Regions from separate parts of the Homo sapiens genome. Here all the other regions are linked to region 3. Evidence: chromatin loops called from intact Hi-C (ENCODE). Cell type or tissue: PC-3. All regions are shown on one strand. Each heading gives the region's core, and the rest is flanking DNA. Links, peaks and the distances in the headings are about the cores only. Region 1 overlaps BMP3 (bone morphogenetic protein 3). Region 2 overlaps CFAP299 (cilia and flagella associated protein 299). Region 3 has its middle 40 kb from the start of BMP3.

Region 1 (7,504 bases), core at 1,551-6,550, 50 kb before region 3:
CGTATAGCCTACGGGCTACAAACACAGGGTTTGGAATTACACTCACCTTGATTCGAGTACTCGCTCAGCCACTTACCAACTTCACAACATTATACAAGCTAATATTCTCATTCACAAAATGAGACAATATCTACCTCCCATGTCATCAGAATTAAATGAGACATGTATAAAGCAGTCCATAAAGTGTCTGTGAAGTGTTTCTTAAATATCAATTATTATTGTTATTAGTTCTGGTATTAACAGTCTTACAGGGATTACATCTTCTTCTACCTACTTCAAAAAATGTAGGATGAGGCCAGGTGCAGTGGCTCATGACTGTTATGCCAGCACTTTGGGAGGCCAAGGCAGGTGGATCATTTGAGGTCAGGAGTTCAAGACCAGCCTGGCCACCATAGTGAAACCCTGTCTCTACTAAAAATACAAAAATTAGCAAGGCGGTAGTGGCACACACCTGTAATCCCAGCTACTCGGGAGGCTGAGGCAGGAGAATCGCTTGAGTCTGGGAGGTGGAGGTTGCAGTGAGCCGAGATGACACTACTGCACACCAGCCTGGGCAACAGAGTGAGACGCTGTCTCAAAAAAAAAAAAAAATTGTAGTATGCTTGATAAGCATTGGGTAAGCAGGATCCAACGCATCTCAATATTCAAATAATACATCTGAAAAAATAAGGCATACTGCAAAAATGTCAAAAAAGAAAAAAAAAGAATGCTGTTGTGGAGCTTGTTTGAAGTTTATGACATTCCATAAATTTAAGAGTTAACTTTCTATATAGTGCAACAAAAATGATTAAAATTGTTCACCCATACTTCCAATTCTTCAAATCCAGAAATGAGAGAGAAGAAGAGAATGAGAGATTTATTAATAGGTGCAGAATTTGATTCCTCTCCTTTAGCTCATAAACCGAGATCCACAGGACTGAGGTTAGAACTCTGGAATCTCCCATCCTGGGATCAGTCACCAGAGCCTAAGCCCTTCTCCATGCACTTGTTTCATATACATATTTGTTTCAGAAACACACACGCAATCGTGAAATTATGTTCTTGATCAAAAACATGTTTCAGTAAAAACAAAACATTTTTATAAAGATGTGGAAACTTAAAATGAGTTCATTGAGTCCCCAAGCACAAGGGAAGTGCAATGGGAAACATATTCTATTCATTTTTAACACTGTGTGAAGGAAAAGGAGGAAACTGCCATTGGTGCACATTTGTATAATCCATGACACCAGGATAATATTTTACAGACCTTTATAACAAAGCCATGGCATCAGGACTGTTCAGAGACTTGAGCCTTAATTCATACCAGTCACCGGAGCATATACTTTTACCCAAATTTCGTGTAGTAGCTAGAAGTTTAAAGTGGAAGGAAGAGAAGCCACTCTGTTCTAGGTATGTGGCAATCCAATGGTTGCCAAACAAACATGCTGGCAGGGAATAAATGATCTCCAAGGGATATGAGTGGCAGTAACTTAATGGGTAAACCAATCCTGCCCTTTGCCCCACATTTTGCTTCAAAATATTTTCTTCTTTCAAACATGTTTCCTTCTAGTCACCTTGTGACCTGCTGTTAATTAGCCTCTACCTCTGTGTCTAATCTACAACATCGTTTTGTAAAAGTCTCAGAATCTGTCTTACTGCCTCTTCCAATGGCTCTCATTTTAAACCAGTGCTTTCTTATGAAGTCAAAGCCTGTTGGTCCAGTTGCAATTTCACTACAACCAATAGCAGCCCTCAGACAAATAACCTAAGCTCTTTAAGTTTTGGTGTGCTTATCTATAAAGTGGGTCTAGTAGTAGCAACTATAGAGTTGTTGCGAGGATTAATTGAGAGAAGGCACATAAAGCACACAGAAAGTATTCAATAAATGTTAGCTAACTAGAACTGTGGTTTCCAGTATGATAGTATGTAGCCACTTACATTCAAATTGAGATGTGCTGTAAGTATAAAATACATACTGAATTTTGAAGACTTGGTAAGAAAATGAATATAAGATATCGTAGCAATACATTTTATATTAAGCCAGTGTGTGTTAAAGTGACTTTATTGAACTATATTGCATTAAATATATTATTAAAATTAATCTCACTTGTTGCTTTTCACACTTTGAAATGTGGCTACTAAAATTTTTAAATTACATATGTGACTAACATTTGTGGCTCCCCTTATATCTCTATTGGATGGTTGTGGTCTAGAATAATCACTAGTTTTGTAGTCAAAATGGAAAGGAAAAAAAAAAGACTATGCCATGATGATAATACAAGCTGCCGAAGGTGTTAGCTATGCTTGGAGCAGAATTGGGAGCCATTAACTTTACCCAGGTAGAGGCAAAGAAACACACAGGTAGGAAGTAATCTTTGGACCAGACTTTTAAAGATGAAGGAAGAAAGAAATCTTGGTGAGGGGATGGAAGGAACACATTCTAGCAGTATGCAATGCTGTATGTCTGGAAGCTTTTGCAAAAGAAATGTTGCCAATGTTTTAAATAGAAAATATAAAAATACTTACAATTAACTTAGTTATTGAAGTTCTAGTAGTTCTATAGAATTGAAGTTCTAGTGAATGTCTAAGTCATCCAAGTTGAGCAAGGAATGGCCAATCTGAAGGCTAACCAAAGGCATTATGTTATGCCCAACACTTGATGTGTTTGCTCTTGTTATTTCCACCTAGGCTAGGGATCTCTGCCTGTTCTAGGTCCTCTCCCTCCTGGGTTTAAAAAAAACCAAGAAGCAAAACAATAAGCTAGAATTATCAGCCATTTCACAAAGCATTCATTGACTTTGACTTTTCTAACCCATACTTTATTTTTGCCTTCTCTGATTCTAAAACACTTTATTTTTGTGTAAGTTAATGATCTTCTCTCCAAAGCAACTTAACAAATAGTTGCTGAGCATTTACAATGGATGAAAAAAATTGTAATAAGCGAGCAGCATGGGGTCAAGTGAATGTATATAGAGAAGTAAATAAGAGTGAGGTAAACGGCTTCCTGCAAATAGCAGTGCATGATAATATCTACTCAATTACTTTCATGCTCTTTTACTTTTTAGATTTTATATTAACTTGTAAGGTGAGTAACTTTCCATACTTATGAACAGAAGATTTGCATTGTCTCTCTCTTCCCCATGAGTTGTAGCACAGCTTTATCTATGCACACAAATATCTACGTTTGAATATCAGTAAATAAAAAATACCTTAATATTCACCTTTTCTAGTCTTCTGAAATATTCAGATACTTATCTATTGGGAATGATTGAATCAAAAACCTGAAGTGTACTTCCTGATTAATAAGAGCAAACCGATATAATAATGATAAAAAAAAGGGTGGATTTTTTCAGGTTACAAAAAATACTTATGCGTTTTTAGGCTGTGGATAGTATTCGGTACTAGAAAATATTAATTGTATGCTACACTGATCATCTAAATATATCTGGAATTGCATGCCTCATTTTGGGTGCTCTCATTGTAACCAGTTTATTAATGCAGAAGAGAGCAACTTGGAAAGTAACCCAGATGTTGAGGGGTCTGGAAACTATCTCATAGATTTGAGTTGAATAAATAAGAAAACATTGCCTGGAGGGAGAAAAAAAAGTTTAGCAATGATATGAGAATTATTTTCCAATATTTAAGGGACTGTGGAGAGATCAGGGTTTTTCTTTCCAGTGTCAAAGATGAGAATGCAGTCTAACGGTGATAGTTAAATGGAGGCCAAATCCAAGCCAATATAAGTCATGACTTTCAAACTGTTTTACTTAGTGAGATCCATCTGTGGGACTGGGGCAACTGGAGGTAAGTCAAGACTATTACAGGAGGATGTTTTTATGGTAGAGTAGAGTGTGAAAGTGAACGAGAGAACGTCTCATCCCTTGCAAGTAACTATAACCGGCTTTGTTTTCTAGCTTTCCCCAAAGAAATATTTTGATGCCAAAATGTGACTACCAATAGGTGGTGCTATTTTCTTACTGTTTGCTGGCACTGGCACATGGGAATGTATTTATTGCAGCCTAGTTAGGGTTTACCATTAGCATTATAATCTTATATTTTGAATTTTCTAGAGTTTTAACACCTGAGAATTGAAAAGGAGGTTGGAAGTCAGGTGAGTTTCTGAACAAGCTATACTCTCTTTTACACACTTGTTGGGACTTTGCACCTGTTGCTGCTTCTCTCTGCAATGTCTCTACCCACGATTTTTCTCCTTGATAATCCAGATTTGTTTTTTAAGGCAAGGCAGAGATACCATTCCTGGATGCAAGCTTGTCATGACAACCCATTTCCTTGGCTAGGATCCTGCCTCTATTACCATTTTCATTACACCTTTGCTCCTTCTTAAGGCCATAAGTTCCTTAAAGACAAGGCTCTAAATTATATCAGACTCTTCAGCCTCCAACACAGGGCTTGACCCTAAAGCTTTTTTTATATGCATGAGCAAATTTAGTTCAACCTACTCATTAGAGAAATGCAAACATGAAGGACCCTAGGAGTTAGCAAGCTAGCTAGCAATTGACTTTGGAGAGAAAGTCAGATAGGCGTTTTAAAAGGAGTTTGATTATTATATAAAGGTAGAAGATTTATTTCTGTTTTTATCTAAAAACAAAGCACTTGAACCTGATGAAACCAAGGACTCATTTCAGGAAGTCGGGTTCTGACTTCGGGACTTAAGGCCAGCCATGCTATTGCAACACTTCAGTGCCTCTCCAGGAGTAGCTGAGGCTGTGTCCAGGGAGTGGTAAGGGGAAGTTCACCTTTGTGCTGGCCCACACAGAACGTTTGCAAGGGGAATTAGAACATACAATGGAAAGCTTTCTATGTAAAGTCTGATTTTAAAACAAATAGACTAAATGAAATCTTGATGATTAGCTAAATCCCCAGGAAGCAGGGAAAACATTTTAGTCATACAGAAAATATGTGACAAAGAACAACCACCTCCCGCTGCCCCAACTTCTTTCTTCAAACAAAATACAGCTGCTAGAAATGCCAGGGGTGCCTAGGACAGGGACACATCCACCCTCAGTCACTGGCTGAATATTTGCTGCAGATTACTTAGTCAAGATTGCAGCATCCCTGTGCTGCCTTTAACTTTCAGGCACAGGCAAAAGGAAGAATTCTACAAAGAACACAAAGTCATAGAATTGTGTTTCTCCTTCATAGTCCCAGTCAAATGACTGTGCTTTATGGGACCTCAAAACAACCATTCTCTATGTCCAAAGTAAAAACAGCCAAAGATGATATGATGTATGTTTTTCTAGAATAGTAAAATGTTCATTAATCAGTTTATCTACTCTTAGCCTCTGCCCAAAGGCATTCCTAGACTGTGAGTGCTGAGAGGGCAGACCTATGTTCTATAGATCTTTGAATTCCTAGTACTTCACACAGCCTGGAGCACTTAAGTCCCAAAAGGTATTTGTTAGGTGTGTTGAATGAACAACTCTCTAAACTTAACAGATTTAAAAGTGTTTCCTACTTAACACCAAAGCATAAAAACTTTCAAGTAATTTCAAGTTCCCAAAATCAGCAAGAGCCCTTCTTGGGTATAAATACCATATGATATTTCCTTTCAGTTCATTAGAAAAGAATTATTATAATCATTGTATATGAAGTAGAATAGTATTGCCATTTAATATATAAATGGTAAAATGCCCCATAAGAAATTCCTTCAAGGCAAGTTTATTTTTAAAGGATATTTGCCTGGCTGATAGCTTTTGAACTATCTCATCTTTTCTCCTGAATATGTAACTCAACTCAACTGAAGTATTTAGTGAGTGTCAACTACATGGCAAACTGTGCTAGGTCCTCAGAACACAAAGATGAATTGAGATAGACTCCATGTCCTCCAGGGACTTGCTTTGTAGGCCCCTGCTCATACCATATTTTTCTTCTAGCAAATTTATTATATCATAAACTCTCTGCAGCTATGAGTGAAGGGTAAGCAGTCTTGATTAACTTATTTTGAAGACTTCTTTATGGCAAAACCATCATAAAGGCAGTAATATACCTTCTAAGGTATATATTTTAAAAAGCTTACCATTATATAAGTCAATAAACCATTTGTTTATGGATAGGCCCACTAAAAGGGCCAGATGAGATCAGGAATAACATGATAATCAATTCTAGATTTTAAGAGGCTGGTTTTGATATAAAATACTCAAAACTCTAGGGACAGAAGCTTAGAGCAGTGTTTCTCAAATATGGATCAGAATCTTGTAGATGGCTTTTTAAAACACATATTTCTGAGCTCCGTCACCAGAGTTTGATTCCGCGGGTCTAGTATGGGCTAGAGAATTTCTAACAAGGTTCTAAGTAATACTGATGCAGCTAGTCCACGAACTATACTTTGAGAACAATTAACTTCAAGAAATCTCTCTAAAAAAGCATAACCCTACACCCCTCAGCCACCATGGTCAGGACAGAAAATAGTACATTTGTTGAATATAGGTTTGGGATATCATAGATTGCACAGATGATTACTAACTATTTTTACATCATCATCTGTGCTACAGACAAGTACATATTATCAACATTTGAGATATGTTTAATGCTTTGTGGAAAGCCAGAGGGAAATAATCTCAAAATATTAAGAATGTTAGAATACCTAATTTATATAGGACTTCAAAACTTTTAAAGCATCTTTGCATTCACTTTGTCAATTGAGTTTCACCATCTTTCTGTGAGACAGGCACAGGAGGTATAACTTAACCCATTTGATAGATGAAGAAACTGAGAATAGCAATATTAGATGACTTTACTTCTTAGCGGTTCAGCCAACCATGGAAGTTAGATCACCTAACACTTAGCTTTAGGTAATAGAAAAAACAAAACACTAATAATCTTTTCTCTACTTGAAAACCATTTCACTTAACACCAAGTACAGCAATTACCCTTAATTCATCTTTAAATTAATTTCATGCAACTAAAGAGAAAGGTTTTTGAAGGAAAAGCAAATAATAGTATGTTGGACAGTTGGTTTAACTGTAAAATGAGGGGGCTGAACAAACAACCTTATATTTTTAAATTTATTGAATGTAATTATTTTATAAAAGAGATATTTAACAGTACCTTAGTAAAGTAAAAAGAACTAACTGAAGCTAGTAATAAAGTGAGATCATTTTGCACACACACATATTCATGGTATGCCCAAATACAATCAAGGTACTGCATTTACCATGGTTCTATAGCCATGAAAAGATGGCTTTTAAAGAAATATAGATCATTGAAAGAGTCAATAAAACCACCGTGGTCATTTGATTCTATGATCTACATGCTGATGTTTTAGATAAACAAAGAGGAATTCATGCCTTTAAAGTATCATCCCTTAAAATGTGTGTTATCCAGGAGTACTGCTGTATATGCCATCATGCTAAGACACAACCACTGCTAACATGTAGATAAACTAGTAATTTTATTGGCTGTTACATATATTCCATATATGAAAGCTTTTTGGGTTACATTTCATCTTTCACTACTGTCAAAAGTAGATATGATCCAGGTATACTTGTATTACTTGATTAATATA
Region 2 (7,504 bases), core at 848-5,847, 370 kb after region 3:
AATTATAAAGGCCAGTCAAGTTATTATATTATGAAACAAGATGGTTTTAGAAAAGATGCCTATAGAAATAGGCAAATCAACAAAATGAAGAAAACAATATTTCACCAGAATGTACTGAGTTTTGAAACAGAATGCTAATCAATATTCTGTGGATCTAACTCAGCTGGGGATGACCCAGTCCAGATAGTAGTGTTATAGTGCTGTTAAAATCACTCTGTGTTGATTTAACCAATAAAATAAAATGTCTCTGCATTGGTCAGATCAACTCTAGACTGTTGCATTTATGTTCAGTGCAATCGCCCTTCACTTCATTCATCTCACATCCTCTTACCTGGACTATTGCAAGCTCTCCCAATTAGTCTCCTATTATGTTTTTCCTCTCTCATGATCAGAAAAATTATTATTCAAAAATAAAATAATGGCTTATTTTTGCATTAAAGAGTCCAATATTTCCCTGTGCTTATAGGACAGAGCCTGACTTCCTATGTTTGGGATTGACAGTCTGTATGATCTGACCCCAACTATAATCTCAACTTGTTTAACTGACACTTAAGTGCCTTCTCTGTCAGCCAAAACTTTCCCAACACAATGCATCACTCTATCACTACTGGTTTTTCTTCTAACTGGCTCCTCTACCCACAATAGTTTGTTTTCTCCTCCATATGCTCCCCTTAGCAGTCCTCACCCCACCATCCCACAAATTCTTATTTCTTTTAAGACCTGGAAAATTCTTACTGCTTTTAAGACCCAGGACAAATATCTTTCTTTCTGAATGCCACAGCATTTGACTCACAGCTCATTTGAAGCATTTAATCATGCTGTAATAATTACTTGTTGAAGCATTTACTATATCATATTACTTTTATAATTATTTTTATAAACAAATAATTAATATAACTATAAGACCTTCTAGAGTCTTTGTCTCATTTATCCCAGGATTTTCAATATCTGGAATAGTGCTTGGCATACAGAAATACTCACTCCATATTTGTGATAATCCAGCTTCAAATCCAGTACAATATCCCTCTTCCAAACTAGCTGTAAGAATTCATTTATTAAATCAACAAATGATATTGTGTCAGAAGAGTGTGCAAAGAATGGGATGAGAGATTAGAAACTGTCATATGAAAAAGAGTGAAAAATAACAAAATATTTATTTTAGGTATGAAAATATTTGAGGGAGACAATAACTTTGTCTGTAACTATTGGTAGAGAGTTTTACTTGGTTTATCCAAAAACAATTTCTTTAAATCTGATACTTAATCATTCATAAACTATCCTAATAGAACTACTTGACATGTTCAGCAGTCCAAGCCTACCCATTGGGAAAAGGAAAGAAGTTATCTTCAGGTGCCAACATTCAAATCATCTTAAAGTTGAATGTAGCCCCTTGCCTATAACTGAATCCCCCCAAAATTCTATTTTTTGTTATATACTAAATATTTAAGGCAATAGTTAAAGGAAGGAAGCATTCTACTGAAAATATCCACTGGGAATCTATTAATGATAGGGTGTCAGTGCTTTAATAAAGGTTACTTGGTTAATGATAAAAAAAAAGATAGGCTGTTAGGTAAGTGCGGAACTTGGAAGTAGCAACCACAGAAATAACAGCTTCAATTGTTTTGATAATCACTGTCTGTGAGACACTCTATATACTTATGTTATTTAGTTTTCATCATAAACCAACTTCAAAAGGCACACATTATTTCTCTCATTGTATACAACAGTCTTATAGAGGTTAAATTGCCAAAAATGTCATGGCCAGACAGAGATGCCAGAATTTGAACCCAGATCTGCTTTACTCAAAAGCCAGTGTTCTGTTGACTTTCTGTAGGGAACAAATTTAAGCAGACAAAAGAGGCAGGAGAGATAGTCAGTAATGTAAAGTTGATTGAAGATGGCTTCAAAGAACTAATTAAATCAAGGGATGAGAATGATGAAAAGAATACAGAGACTGATCTGGATTTATCAGTATGGCATCAGGAATCAAGCCATCATCCTAAAGCAACTGAAACATAGTTTAAGTTCACCCAATTGTAAAGCAAACAGAAAATCCAAAATATAAATATAAGATGTGTTAAATTCTTTTCAAAACTGTTATATGAACATGTCTGCTATCCCTAAAAGTAGAGCAACAACTTCTTCATCACTATGCCATGTCTGGCAACTCCATGGTCATTCCCTTGTCAGCAAATTGCTCTTTTCATTCTTCTCTGGAGTGATTCACTCACTGATTTGCTACCCATAAAAAGTTATACATGGTATAATGGTATTACTTCTCTTAATATACCAACAAGCAAGGGTAGTGACATACATGCAACCCTGAAACCCTGAAGATTGTTGTGTCTATAAATCCACTGCACAGACTTGACCACTGTGCTCTGCATGCAGGTATTGAATCAAGTGTGTGCTGATGGATGGATTATTTTCACATCACTTTCCATACATTTAACTCATGAAAATATTTAGCATTCAGTCTAAGAACAAGAACAAAGACAAAATAATGCCTTGTGCTTTATATCATATATTTAAAAATTGTTTCCACAATTCTACATCATTTTAGTCTCTCAATGCTTATGATTATTGATGGTATTTTTCATTAATATAACAATATGTTTCTATAGAAATTGGAAAATGATAATTTTGAAGATTATTTCATCATTTTCACAGGGGAAAATAAACAGTCAAAATCCACTGTGACAAATTCTCTCAATCCCAGTTTATCTCATTATAATTAAGAGATAATACATGATCACTTTATTAGACACAATATATTATATGTCTATTAATAAAATATATGTGTGAAAGCATATTTTAAACAGGTAAATGAAATAAGCTGTCACAGCCAGTATAGGTGCCTGGAAATCACAAGAGAGTTGTAACTGCTTAGTAAATACCTAGTCATTGACTGCACTGTGTTTGGAGATGACAGCAAACACTGTATTCTGTATTCAGCCCTTCAACAGTATTGAATATCTAAAGAATATTTAACTATATTCTAGATATATAATATGTAAGCCATCTAGTTAGGTGGCTGAACACAACATATAATAAATTTATGTTTTCTGCTCTTATTGGTTTCTTCTTTCAGTAGTGAAGAGAATAATAAAGGTTGTGGAAATGGGTCACTAAAGTTCTTCAACACTAAGTATATTCAGAAAATTTCATGTGGCACAATCAGAAAGATTAATTATTTAAAAAAGCATAAGAAGGAAATAGAATGTCAACGCTGAAGAGAAGGTCCTTCAGTGCTCTATGACTGCACCTTGGACAGGCCACTGCCACCTTGTGGCATTTTGGTTCAAATAGTTTTGATACATGACATTCCAAATAAATCAGAATAAAGTTTGAATTTAAAAGTGGTAATCTTTCCTGAATGCTTACTTTGGGAGTAAACTGTTTCTAGCTGTGTTTTAATGCTGTGAGAAGTAATTATTTTTATATTTTGTTTGCATTTTCACATGTTCAGACAGAATAATTACCATCTAACAAAATAAAATATTCAACTGCTTAAAATTGTCTCTAATTTCTGAATGACTTCAAAAAGTAATGGAAAGCCAAAGATCCCTTAAGTAATAAATATTACACATACAGGTGTCATACTCCTCTATTTTTTAATGAATAATTTTAGCACGGTTTTCATATGTACTTTAAACAAAGTTTTTATTTTATTTCTATTATTGGAAAGCATTTCTTTTCAGCTCCCACGATTAGTAGTTTATTTTATTTATGATATTATTATATTATACTTACCCTTATTACACTAAGTAAAAATCCACTTGTTATTAGCCAACTTATCCTCAATTGGACTGGGAAGGAATTAATGTAATGTATCTTTTAGTTTAGTAGCAATAAAAGTCATGGAAATAATTGGAGTTCATGTGGCTAATTAGGCTGCAAGATCCTTCAGAGAGAACTCCCCTCTGCCTCAACTACTTTTACATAACTTTTATATGATTTTTACGTATGTTTCCATGTTGTCTTCTAAGAATCCATTGATGTTTACTTCATATTACTTTACCTCTAAATTATTTCTATATATCCCTTCATTTTTTTCCTAATACAGTAGAGATCACCAAAATTTTGGATCTATGACACACTTTTGATTATAAGAATACCTGATAAACTTGAAAGGAGTATATTGCATTATTATCAAAGTACATACTTGGCTGGTTGTCCTTCAGTAGTATTCATTGTTTGAGAAAAACTGTTTACTCTCCTTACTCACATGCTCATGAGAGAAAATTTTTACACATTGTAGATAACAACTTTTTTTCTATAAAACAGTTTGCCTTTATACTGTATCTCTTACCTCTTAATTCTAAGAAGTATGCTTTGCTCTACCTTTAATTTTTTTCTTTGAACACCTGAAAGAGTAAAGTTTATTCCTTCCAGACTTGACTTTCAACCATGACCATGAGATACTTCATATGCTATCAGGGTTTCATTATTACCCCTTCATCCCGATCTTTCCTCTTTGCAACATGCATAGGACAACCTATGCGGTATGCAAATGACCATACATCACAAATTTTTCTTTTATTCCTCCAATTTTGATGGTTAGTTTCTTTTCCTTCTTAATTTAAGTTAATGACTATATATTCCATTCTGAAAGTAAGAAAACATGACCCTACGTATTTTTAATTCCTTTGGGCAGATCTTTAAATTGTAATTACTCAGGTGGGCCAGGAAATGCAGTGAGACAATTTCAAATGGCTCCTTCCTCTGTTAATGTTTTGACCACACAAGAAAAAACATATCAAAATGCTTACCCTCTAGTTTCAATATGCTTTAAGGCACATTGGTTATCCCTTAGTTCTTTCATCTATGCCCTTCCCTATTAAATGGATTCATTTCCATAGTTTTGGTTATCATTATGATGGGCACTTTTATGTAGGAATGCCTTTTAACATTAAGTGGGAATTTATGTCTGCCACCCTTAATGGAAGTAATTTGAAGTAATTTTTTTTCTATTGTGAAGTGTTAATAATAGGATTTGAGAAGAACATTCCCCTCTAGACTACAGACCTCTTGATCCATCTGAAATGATCCTAGGGAAGTGGACAAGGTTGTACCATGAACCAGACTGATCATTTGGTGAGTTCATAGCAAGTCATTCATTCTCTTGCTCTGCAAAGAACAAAAAGCTAAGTTGATGGCAGGGTATAGGGGCATCTCACAGTCAGGAAGCTGGGGCTGGTGGTCAAGCTCAAGGTAAGCCAGGCTCTTTTTCAATTAATGATAACATCTAACACAATTTTGAGCAACTCCAGGTAAATATGACATGTTTCTTAGCAACAACATGGCCACTAAAATAGAAACACTCCCAAATTTTCCCATTCAGAACTAATCTCCTGTTACATCTCCAAGGGCCTATCTAATATTCACAATTTCATTACTTTTTTAAATTACCATTCCTTTAATGATGAACCACCTGTCTTTTCTTCATTTTCTTTTTCTTTTTTCACACTATAAATAGTGGTCTAGTACTCTCATTCATATATCTTTAAAATCCTATTTCCGTAGATAGTTTTAAGAGTTGGAATTGCTGGATCTATAGTTATATTCATTTTAGTTGTATAGAGATAGATAACTTCTCAAAAATGTTATGTTGAGGTATTCTTCCATTAGCAATTCATCTCAGCATCTTTGCTAACATTGTTAATTTATTAAACATTCAATATTTAGAATTCTTAAAATAAATATATTATGTATAAAATGTACATATGTATGTGTACATATGCATGTCTAATTATACCCCTATATAGATGTTCTATTTTCTGCTCATTTCTCATTAGGATTGTGTATACTTGTTCAAGAAAATATTTGCATCTTTTATCTGGCTAGTATGTTGGGACCATCAGTACATCATACAGCTCCGAGAAGTATAATGAGGGTTAATCTAAATATACATGCTTAGGGCCCCCCAGGAAAGCACGTAATGAAGTGAGACGAGCATTGTCTGAGTGTCAGGAGTCCTGGCTGCCCCAACTTAGCTACTAACTTGCATTGGGAACTTGGGAAAGTCACTTTTCCTCACTCAGTTTGTTTTTTTTCATCTGTAAAATAAAGTTGGGACTAGATGATCTCTACAGCCCTTTCAGTTTGGGGGTATTATTTATGTATATATGCATATTTATAATACATAATATATACTTATATGTATAAAAATTACACATATAAAAGTACACGCGTGTATATAAAAGTTTATATGTATATACAAAACTTTATAGTTCTTTTGAAGTCTTTTATATGAAGTATTAGCATACACAGCCAATAAGTTCAGCTTCAAAAATTATCTATTTTGCATATTTTGGAGCAAACAGAAGGCCTGGGATCACAAGGAAGAGTCACATGGGCCTGCTTCCAGTCCTAGGCACCATAGATACACAGGTGAAACTTTACAGTTGAGTTGGGAAGACAGAAGCAAAAACTTACATGGAAACAGCCTGTGATACAATTAAATGTAATATTTGTTAAATTTTTAGGTGAAGTTAATGCTCAGACATCTGAGGTTATATTGACCAGTTGAGAGGAGAGAGTTCTGTTTTCTTAGAGTGAGTTAGTAACTGAGTATTAATATAGGAAAGTAGGGTCAATTACCTATTCCTAAAAGCTGAAGGAATGAACGGAGGTGAGAGTGACTGCCCCTGCAAGGTATAATACTTTGAAGGAGGTATTGAGGGCCAGAAGCCCATTTCACTCTTGGGCCACAATCAATAATGTGGTTACTTTTAATAGAAGTGCCTCAATTTCTCTGAAAGGGCTTGCAGAGGTTGCTGAATGAAATAGGGAAGGATCCTATTTAGAAGTAATTTATAAATTACTTCTTAACTATCTTGCTAAAAGTATCAAGATGTATGCCTAAGCAGGGCATGGTGGTTCACACCTGGGATCCCAGCTACTTGGAAGGCTGAGTAAAGGAGGATCACTTGAACCCAGGAGGAGTTTGAGGCTGCAGTGAGCTATGATCATGCCACTGAACTCCAGCCTGGGTGACAAAGCAAGACCTTGCTTCTGAAAAAAAAAAAGAAAGAAAGATGCCTGCAAGCCTACCTTAGAGTGAATCGATGATGTAAGCTTTCTAATCCAAAGTAGATACACTACAATAAAGTATTAAAATATTTTTAAAGCTTTACTTTGTAAATAAGTATGACTTCCAACAACCCATTTCTTATACATAGACACAAATATTAGAAAAAGTAAATACATTGTTATTTACTTTGCACTTGTACAAGTTAACTTCCATATCACTGTTTACCTAGCCAATGAACAATATTTGACCAGTAGATAGCCGGCGATTTCTAAATTCTGCACTCTGATTGTTTGCAGTTCCCTAAGCTCAAATCAGAGTTCCTAAAGTCTACTAAACTAATTTGCTCAGACTAGTAAATATTAGCAGCTGTAGTTCTCAATATTAGTCAAAAGTTAGTGGCTGCATAGAGGGCCATAAAGAGTTAATGTAATAAAATATAGAAATTTTCAAATAAAATACATCATTAAA
Region 3 (7,504 bases), core at 1,712-6,711:
TGGTAGGAGATCAATGTGTGAGTGGCTTCAGACGGCTTTGCTTTGCTTTCCAGATGAAAACCTGACAGAGTCCAGGCACCTTGGATACCGCTGTGTGCTGACAAATGACTTGAAAAATGGGGGATGAGAGAGGGTGCTGGTGGGTGGGAGAAGGACCAATCTGCTCCTGGGAATACTTTAGACAAAAAAACTAAGGGCTACAAAGTGACTCTTGAGTATGTGACTTTTTAAAACCCTCATTTATTTTAACTGGAGCAGCTCTTTTCGTCATGAGTTGTTTTATATTTTACTTGATATGCAATGTCAACTACCATAGAATTGGTCTTGATCCTTCTTATTATAAAGGCTAAGTTAGAAATTAATTTCATTTTTAACAATGTATTGGGCAAGCTTATTATGGGAATAAGAGGAAGTGTACTTTGTCCACTCTTTATAGTACTTATTCTTCTTCCTCTGTATGATATTGGAATCTGAGTTATGTGCAGAAACATTTACACTTTAACCTTGGTTTGTACACAGAGAAAACCAAAATTCAGCTTTTTATCCCAGAAGTTAATTTTGCATTCCAAACTTTTAATAGGAGTGTTTTATATTCCTCTGGATAAATCTATTTGACCCTCACAATACATATTTATGTACTTAATTAGTAGACCCTGATTCTGTGATCACTTTTTTTTTCTTTTTGTCAAGACAGTGTCTTTTTACATTGCCCCGGCTGGTCTCAAACTCTCGGCCTCAAGCAATCTTCCTGTGTTGGTGTTGGGCTCCTAAAACACTGGGATTACAGGCATGAGCCACCATGCCTGACCTGTGACCACTTTTTAATATTCTATTGGAGCTAACTACCTTCCTGACAATTCCGGATGAGTTATGTTGGGTGTGTAACATTGGGAAATAGTATATGTATTTCTGACCCTTGATAATTAAAGAACAACAATAAAATGGTATCAGCAGAAAGAAACAAGAAAAAAGGAAAGGGAAGAAGGAAAAAACGAATGTAGAAAAAAGGAAGGAAAGGAAATAGGGAGAGAGGGAGGAAAAATACTGACTATAAGGAGAAATTCATTGTGTGGCTAGGTTAAGAGCCAACAGAAAGTAATGGGTTTCTATAAAAGTAAGAGGCTTAGGTAAATAGAGGAAGCTCATGAGAAAAGGCAAAAGCTCAATTTATGCTCATCTTTTGTTTTATGTTCCTGAGAATCAACACTCTATGCTACTAGAGATTTCTTCCCCATTGAAGTCTTTTATTGAGGCCCTGTCCACTATGTGATTATTCCTTGTTGTTCTGTTTCTCTACTCCTGGTAGAAACAAGAGGGTATTGAGGGATGTCTATGTTCAATTTGCTTAATTCAGTAACTTGCTGATAGAGATCAGGCGTGCGCTCTAGCCAAAAAGAGTGGAATCTGTAATCTTACATAGCAGACTAAAATCACCTCTTTTCTGTATATTGACTGTGTGATCTTGTGCAAGTTATAAAACGTCTCTGATTCTCACTTCCTTAATCTGCTTAATAGGGAAAATAATTAGTTTTTATAGAAGTGTGCTTGAGGGACGTTGTACCAGAGTGTGAGAGGCAGGTGTGAACATCTCTTCTAACTCCATGATCAGAGATGCCACATTCGTAGCTTTAAATAGAAATATTAGTAGTGAAAATATTTACACTACAGAAATTGGCAAAGACTTCAAATCAGGGTTTTTTTTCTTTTCAGAGATTGTTATTAAACATTTATTACCTCTTTGCTTATGTATGAAATGAGATAATAAGTAGGATTTTGCCAATTGTAGGGATGCAGTATATATTTTCCTTACTTCAGCCATCCCTATAGAATATTTGCATCTGAAAACCTTTGATTTTTATGCTTTTAAATAAAATAAAACAAATGACAATAAAATTTTACTTAGAAACTCAATTTCATATTACAATCTCTGTACTTTATGATATTTTATCTGGCTCAGTTCTTTTTTTCTCTCTATCTTTTGACACTACTCTGAAGAATTCAGAAGTTCCGTCACTTTTCTTGAATTTTTCTTACATGATGTCTAGTACAGTGTCCCATGAAGATAATTATTATATTGCATTTTGATGATGATTTTCAGTGTGAGCCTAGATTGTTCAATATTATCTTTAATGAACAGTGTTAAGAGTTAAAAGTTCAATGCAAAAATTATAATAGTTTTCACACATATTAAAGGTGGAAGAAAGTTTTCGTGAGGAAGATGATCTATGTGCTGATCTGCGGAATATGCTAAGATATCCCTGTGAGAAGGGCAAGACTAAAGAGTAAGACAGATGGGTCAGAGAGGACCGAATTGCTAGAGAAAGGGCAGAAACCTGGGATATAGCTGAAAAGCTTTGTGTCAGTGAGAAGTTTGAGGCACAGTTGGAAGAGCAGACAAAGACTACACCTTAAAAGGCCAACAGAGGAGTTTGTACTTCCTTTACCAGACAAGAAAAGGATGCTAGAGTATGAAATAATCAGAGGTACATTTTAGGAAGAATAATTAGGCAGTGTAAACTACGAATTGGGAGAGGAAGGATTGCAGAGTCATATATAAAGAGTATCAGCCTCCCTTAGCCTCAGTTTCCATACCTGGCAACTGTGAATAATAATGTTCTCTTCTAGGTTTATGATGATAATTAGATCAAGCCATGTCTATGGATGGACATGCCTCTGGCATAGAGTAGATATCAAGAGGGCTTTTCTCTCTTTCCAAATTGCTCTTAAATGAAGGGATTTTTAATTGAAGATTGCCTTGCCTAAAGAAAGGGAAATTTTAAATAATTTGACAAAATATAAAGTATACAAGATCCTTTTATAAAATATAAAATATAAAATATGGGAGCTGAGAACATATAACTGGATAGAAAAGATGCCAACAATCTATAGAGAAATTGATGTAAGCTGTTGTATATTTAAAAGATTTAAGAACAAGAGGAGAAAGATGTGTAGGAGGTGGACAAGCTATAGAAATACCATTGTAGGATGCAGGCTCTGATTCTCAGCATTCCAGTAATTAGCACATCTTGACAGGGTGAAAGCGGCCACCCAGTCTCTCTCTTTGAAGGGGCAGAGGTCATTGACAGCTGGTGCTTGGGCCTTTGGGGGAATATTCTGCTTGAGGCCAGCTGGGGGAAATAGATCCCCAGGAAGAGTGGTCACTCAATGATGAGAGCTCTGTTCCTCTTTCTTGTAAACAGTGAACACCCTTGAAGACCCATCTGCACTGTTGCAATACATTCTGCACCTGGGTTTTTGTTTTCTTTGCTGAAGAACAGTCGCCTGGTATGCATCAGGAGTTCCCATCTGTCTCACAGATAGTCATGGAGTTCTTGACTGCATGCATTTTGTCTGAGAATAAGTGGTTCAGTTCATTCCTACTCTAAAACAAAATCTCACCCTGGTCCCAAATCTCAATATTATAAATATTTCAGTGGCAGAATCTGGTTGTAGCAGAAAATGAAAAAATCATATACCTACACAAGACTTAGAAATGGTATCCTTCTTGCTTCGTCATTTAATTAAAGTCTACTACTTCTTCAGACTTCGATTTCAGAATTTTTGGTAAACTGTAGTCTAGGTAAACTGTTTTGGTAAACAGTGTCTAGGAAAACAATATTCCTCTGAAAATTCTAAAACACTTTACATTTGTCACTTGGTGAGAAATGCTGAAATTTGCATTTTAAAATAAAAAAAAATAGAGTGCCAAAAAGTAAAATATTTTCCAATATCCCTTTTAAAAGCCAGAGAAACAAAAGGCAGATAAGTCATGACTCCATAAGCTTTCAAATTCTAATTCTGTCTACTTCTATTTACATTGTCTCTCTGAAGTTTGTACCTGCATGGTTTTGTTGCATACAGAGCATTATACCTTGCCCCAAAGGCATCAACATTTGATTGAGGCATGCACTTTTGCCCTTTCCTCAAGAGAGAGCCAAAGACGTTTCTTGCCATCCCTAGAAACTCTGTCTAGTAACTTATGATGAAAATCTGCCCTGCCCTAATCTTTGGAAGTAGCTAAGCAAAGCTGGGTCCCCTGTTTAGAGCTAAGAAAAATACAATCTAAGGAGAGTTAAGTTGTCTTAACAAACAATAGACTCCAGAAAGTTTTGCTAAACTTGACCACTAGGTGGCAAACTGTCTGGACATAAAAAAGCTGATTCCTGTTCTTTCTTCCTGGTTCTAACAGCATTGGCAGTCGTACAATGTAGAAATCTGATTGAGCATCCTCAGCCATGACACAGTGACTCAAAGTACCTATCCACAGTGAAGGGGGTGTCATTGAAACACTGTTCTAATCAGGTTTGACATATATTGCCCAGTGTGCTTAGATGAACAAAGTAATTACGCGAAGACATAAATGATAGACCTATATATGCTTTACGTAGAATTTTACGTAGTTTGCCTTCTCTCCAAGTATTTTTACTCTAAAAATGGGGAATAATATGCACTTCACAGTATTGCCATGAGGGTAAAATAAAATAACCCTTGAAGGGTTACCTGGTACATACCAGTTCCTCAATAAATATTTGTTAAATATTTGTTCAAAGAATGACTGGATCAGTCAATAAACAAAATAGAAGCAGATATAGGCTTCCCTAAAATGCCTTTACTTGAAGACTACCTTGCCTAAAGAAAGGGAAATTTTAAATGTGCTGTCAAGAAAATAAAGTATACAAGATCCTTTTATAAAATACAAAAATATTTATAGTTTAAAATACACTCTTAAAAAGTTTCTGCTAAAAGGTGACTCACTGTCTGGAAATACTACTAGAAAAGGCTAGGTTATCCCTCCAGGTCTTGGACAAAGGTCTATTGTAAATGTAAGGGGCTGTGGTAATTTGCTCTTACATTTTTTTTTTGTCTTTGAACTATTAGTTTTGTTTGTTTGTTTGTTTGTTCGGTTTTTTTCAGAACACTGGTTGCAGATTGTGAAAAACGAAGTGTAGAATGCTCAGTAGTGTCTAGCTGTTATATAAAAATAAAACTATGGATAATTGGAAGTAGTGTAAATCCATGTCTGAGTATTTTGAACTATTAAATAAGTAGTTTCCATGCTTAAGATAGCTTCCCCAGGCCACATGTGAATGTCAGCCAACCAGCCTCCAGGATTCACATGGTAAGAGGCTTTCATTCTATCATAAGAAAAGCTATATAAATGGAAACAGTAGGACACATACTGAACATGCATTCTTTAGAAACACATTTTCTAAACTCAGTCATGTTCACATACTTACATTTCACTAAGAAAAGTCATTAAAACAAAACAAACTTCTGTACAACATTGTCCCATGTATCTTCACTCTGCAATTTCATTCATTACAGAGAGGGTGCCATTGCAGTATCACTTTTCATGTATTTCAAAGCAATCTCTTAAAATACCTCTCAAGTGAGTCCAAGTAGACATATTTTGGTTTGTTTCTTTGATGACATTTTCCTTTGTTTACCTAACTGCATTTATATACCACCTTATCTATATTTCTCTATGCACCATCCTCGTAAAGTTGGTTCATCATGAAGATGAAGATGCTGAGACTCTGAGGGGTCATTTTGTCTTCAGCCACATAGCTATTATTACTCAGCAATATCAGGATTTTGATCTGAGTCTGCTGATGACAAGTTTAGTACTAACACCACAAGATCTGTGTGGGTCTAGGAAACTGAATAGGGATATGAATTAAATGAGTTTTGGCTATAAAGAGAACTGTTGCTGAAGTCGTATGCTGAATCTAACTACAGATGATAAGAAAAAAAACAAACAAACAAACCAAAAAAATAACAACAGATACTAGGCAGGTTGGGACAAGAAAAAAAAAAGATAGATATTTGGAATAAGATATGAAACAGGAAAAATAGAAGAAAAAATGGAAGGATGTCGGGAGAAGAAAAAGTCACATACGGATTTTCAGATCACTACTCTGGTATCCACCTCGCCCTCTTTCACATCCATAGATCACATAATACATTTATTGTTTCTGCCCTGTGTTTCCAGAGAATATTGTATCTCTCCAATTACTACACTCATCATGTTTTAATTACTATTTAGTCATTTTCCCTGTTATTTAGTAAGCCTCATGGAGGTTGTGTTATCTTTTCATACCTTTGAGCCTGTTACATAATATGTGCTCACTAGATATGTTTTGAACACATTAATTAATAAATAGGGAACAGTATGATATCTCAGACTGCTTGGTTACTACTAAGTTTTGCCCACACCTATTTTATGGGCAAGAAATCTTGAAGCTGGACAATTCACAACTGCAGAGACATGGAATCAATCTAAGTGCCTCTCAATCAATGAGTGGATAAAGAAAATGTGATATAAGTATACCATGGAGTATTACTCGACCATGAACAAGAATGAAATAATGTCTTTTGCAGCAACTTGGATGTAACTGGAAGCCATTATTCCTGAAGTAACTCAGGAATGGAAAACCAAATACTTCATGTTCTCACTTATAAGTGGGAGCTAAGTTATGAGGAAGCAGAGTGGTAAGACATTGGAGACTCAGAGAGGAGAGAGTGGAAGAGGGGTAGGGGATGAAATATAATACTATCTACTGGGTACAATATACACTATTTGGGTGACAGGTACACTAAACCCTTGGACTTCACCACTATGCAATTCATCTGTGTCATCAAAAGCCACTTGTATTGCTAAAGCTAGTGGAATAAAAATAAATAAGTAATAGGACAACACAACAAAAATGAAATCTTGAAGCTGGAAGGATGGCTTGAAAGTGAATTTAAAATGTTTGGATCCTTAAAGAGCTGCTTATTGGGACTGACTAAATATTTGCATCATTAGAATGTGATGTATATTAAACTCCTTTAATGAACAGACAGGATAAATTCCTCATTATTGAATTTTGGAATTTTCTGAATAATCACTGATTGTACTCTGTTTCTTTATGGTAGAGTTTTAATTTTACATAATTGAACATGACTCATGATGTACTCATATTAGAAAGTGAGTCTATTTCATAATACTGAATCTCTTTGGCAGTGGAAAGCTTATTTCTTCTTTATTAATTTGATTAGGAAGCCCCCGACTATTCTTCTATAATAATAATGGCTCTAATGTTTTTGATCTGTGTCTGAGGTCATTTATACTGCAAGAGCTTTTATGCATATTTTCTAATTTTTCACTTCCTGAGTTTTAGGACATCTATTAAAATATTATGTAATTAAATTTAAGAAAAGGGAAGGAAAAACGTGTCTCCCTGGGGAGAAAAATAATTTCCTTAATTGAGTTTTTAAAAATAAATACTTGAATTTTATAGAACCCTAGAACAATTCTTTAAGGGCTTCTTCCTCTTCCTACTAGTTAAATCTTACTTAAGCTGGAAAACAGGTGCGTGTTTTTAGACCAAAGAAAAATCATAAAATGCAAATATTCAACTAATTCTATGTGCTAATATTTTTGACTAAACATGTAATATGGATAATGTTATGAACATCAAACTCAAACATGTAGCTGTTTTGTTTTTCTAAAGCTTAGGCC

The links. Peaks named below come from ENCODE experiments on the same cell type or tissue, not always from the same donor. Only the 100,000 strongest peaks of a DNase experiment are listed, where the experiment ranks them.
Region 1: it touches region 3 in a loop (7-fold over the local background); 16 of 110 quality-filtered maps call a loop at or near these places.
Region 2: it touches region 3 in a loop (10-fold over the local background); 11 of 110 quality-filtered maps call a loop at or near these places.

The regions. Positions count from the first base shown.
Region 1 is chr4:81,036,678-81,044,181 of GRCh38, reverse strand. The region is part of intron 1 of BMP3 (bone morphogenetic protein 3); the gene reads right to left. Among named protein-coding and RNA genes, the nearest start is that of BMP3, 9.7 kb to the right of the region's middle. In PC-3, for the core only: a CTCF peak has its summit at 3,942 (motif pointing right); no DNase peak of the experiment used is centred there.
Region 2 is chr4:80,615,065-80,622,568 of GRCh38, reverse strand. All of the region lies in intron 3 of CFAP299 (cilia and flagella associated protein 299), which reads right to left. Among named protein-coding and RNA genes, the nearest start is that of CFAP299, 280 kb to the right of the region's middle. In PC-3, for the core only: a CTCF peak has its summit at 3,276 (motif pointing left); no DNase peak of the experiment used is centred there.
Region 3 is chr4:80,986,753-80,994,256 of GRCh38, reverse strand. No RefSeq gene overlaps it. Among named protein-coding and RNA genes, the nearest start is that of BMP3, 40 kb to the left of the region's middle. In PC-3, for the core only: CTCF peaks have their summits at 3,949 and 4,150 (motif pointing right); a DNase peak (open chromatin) is centred at 4,156; H3K27ac peaks cover 1,311 bases.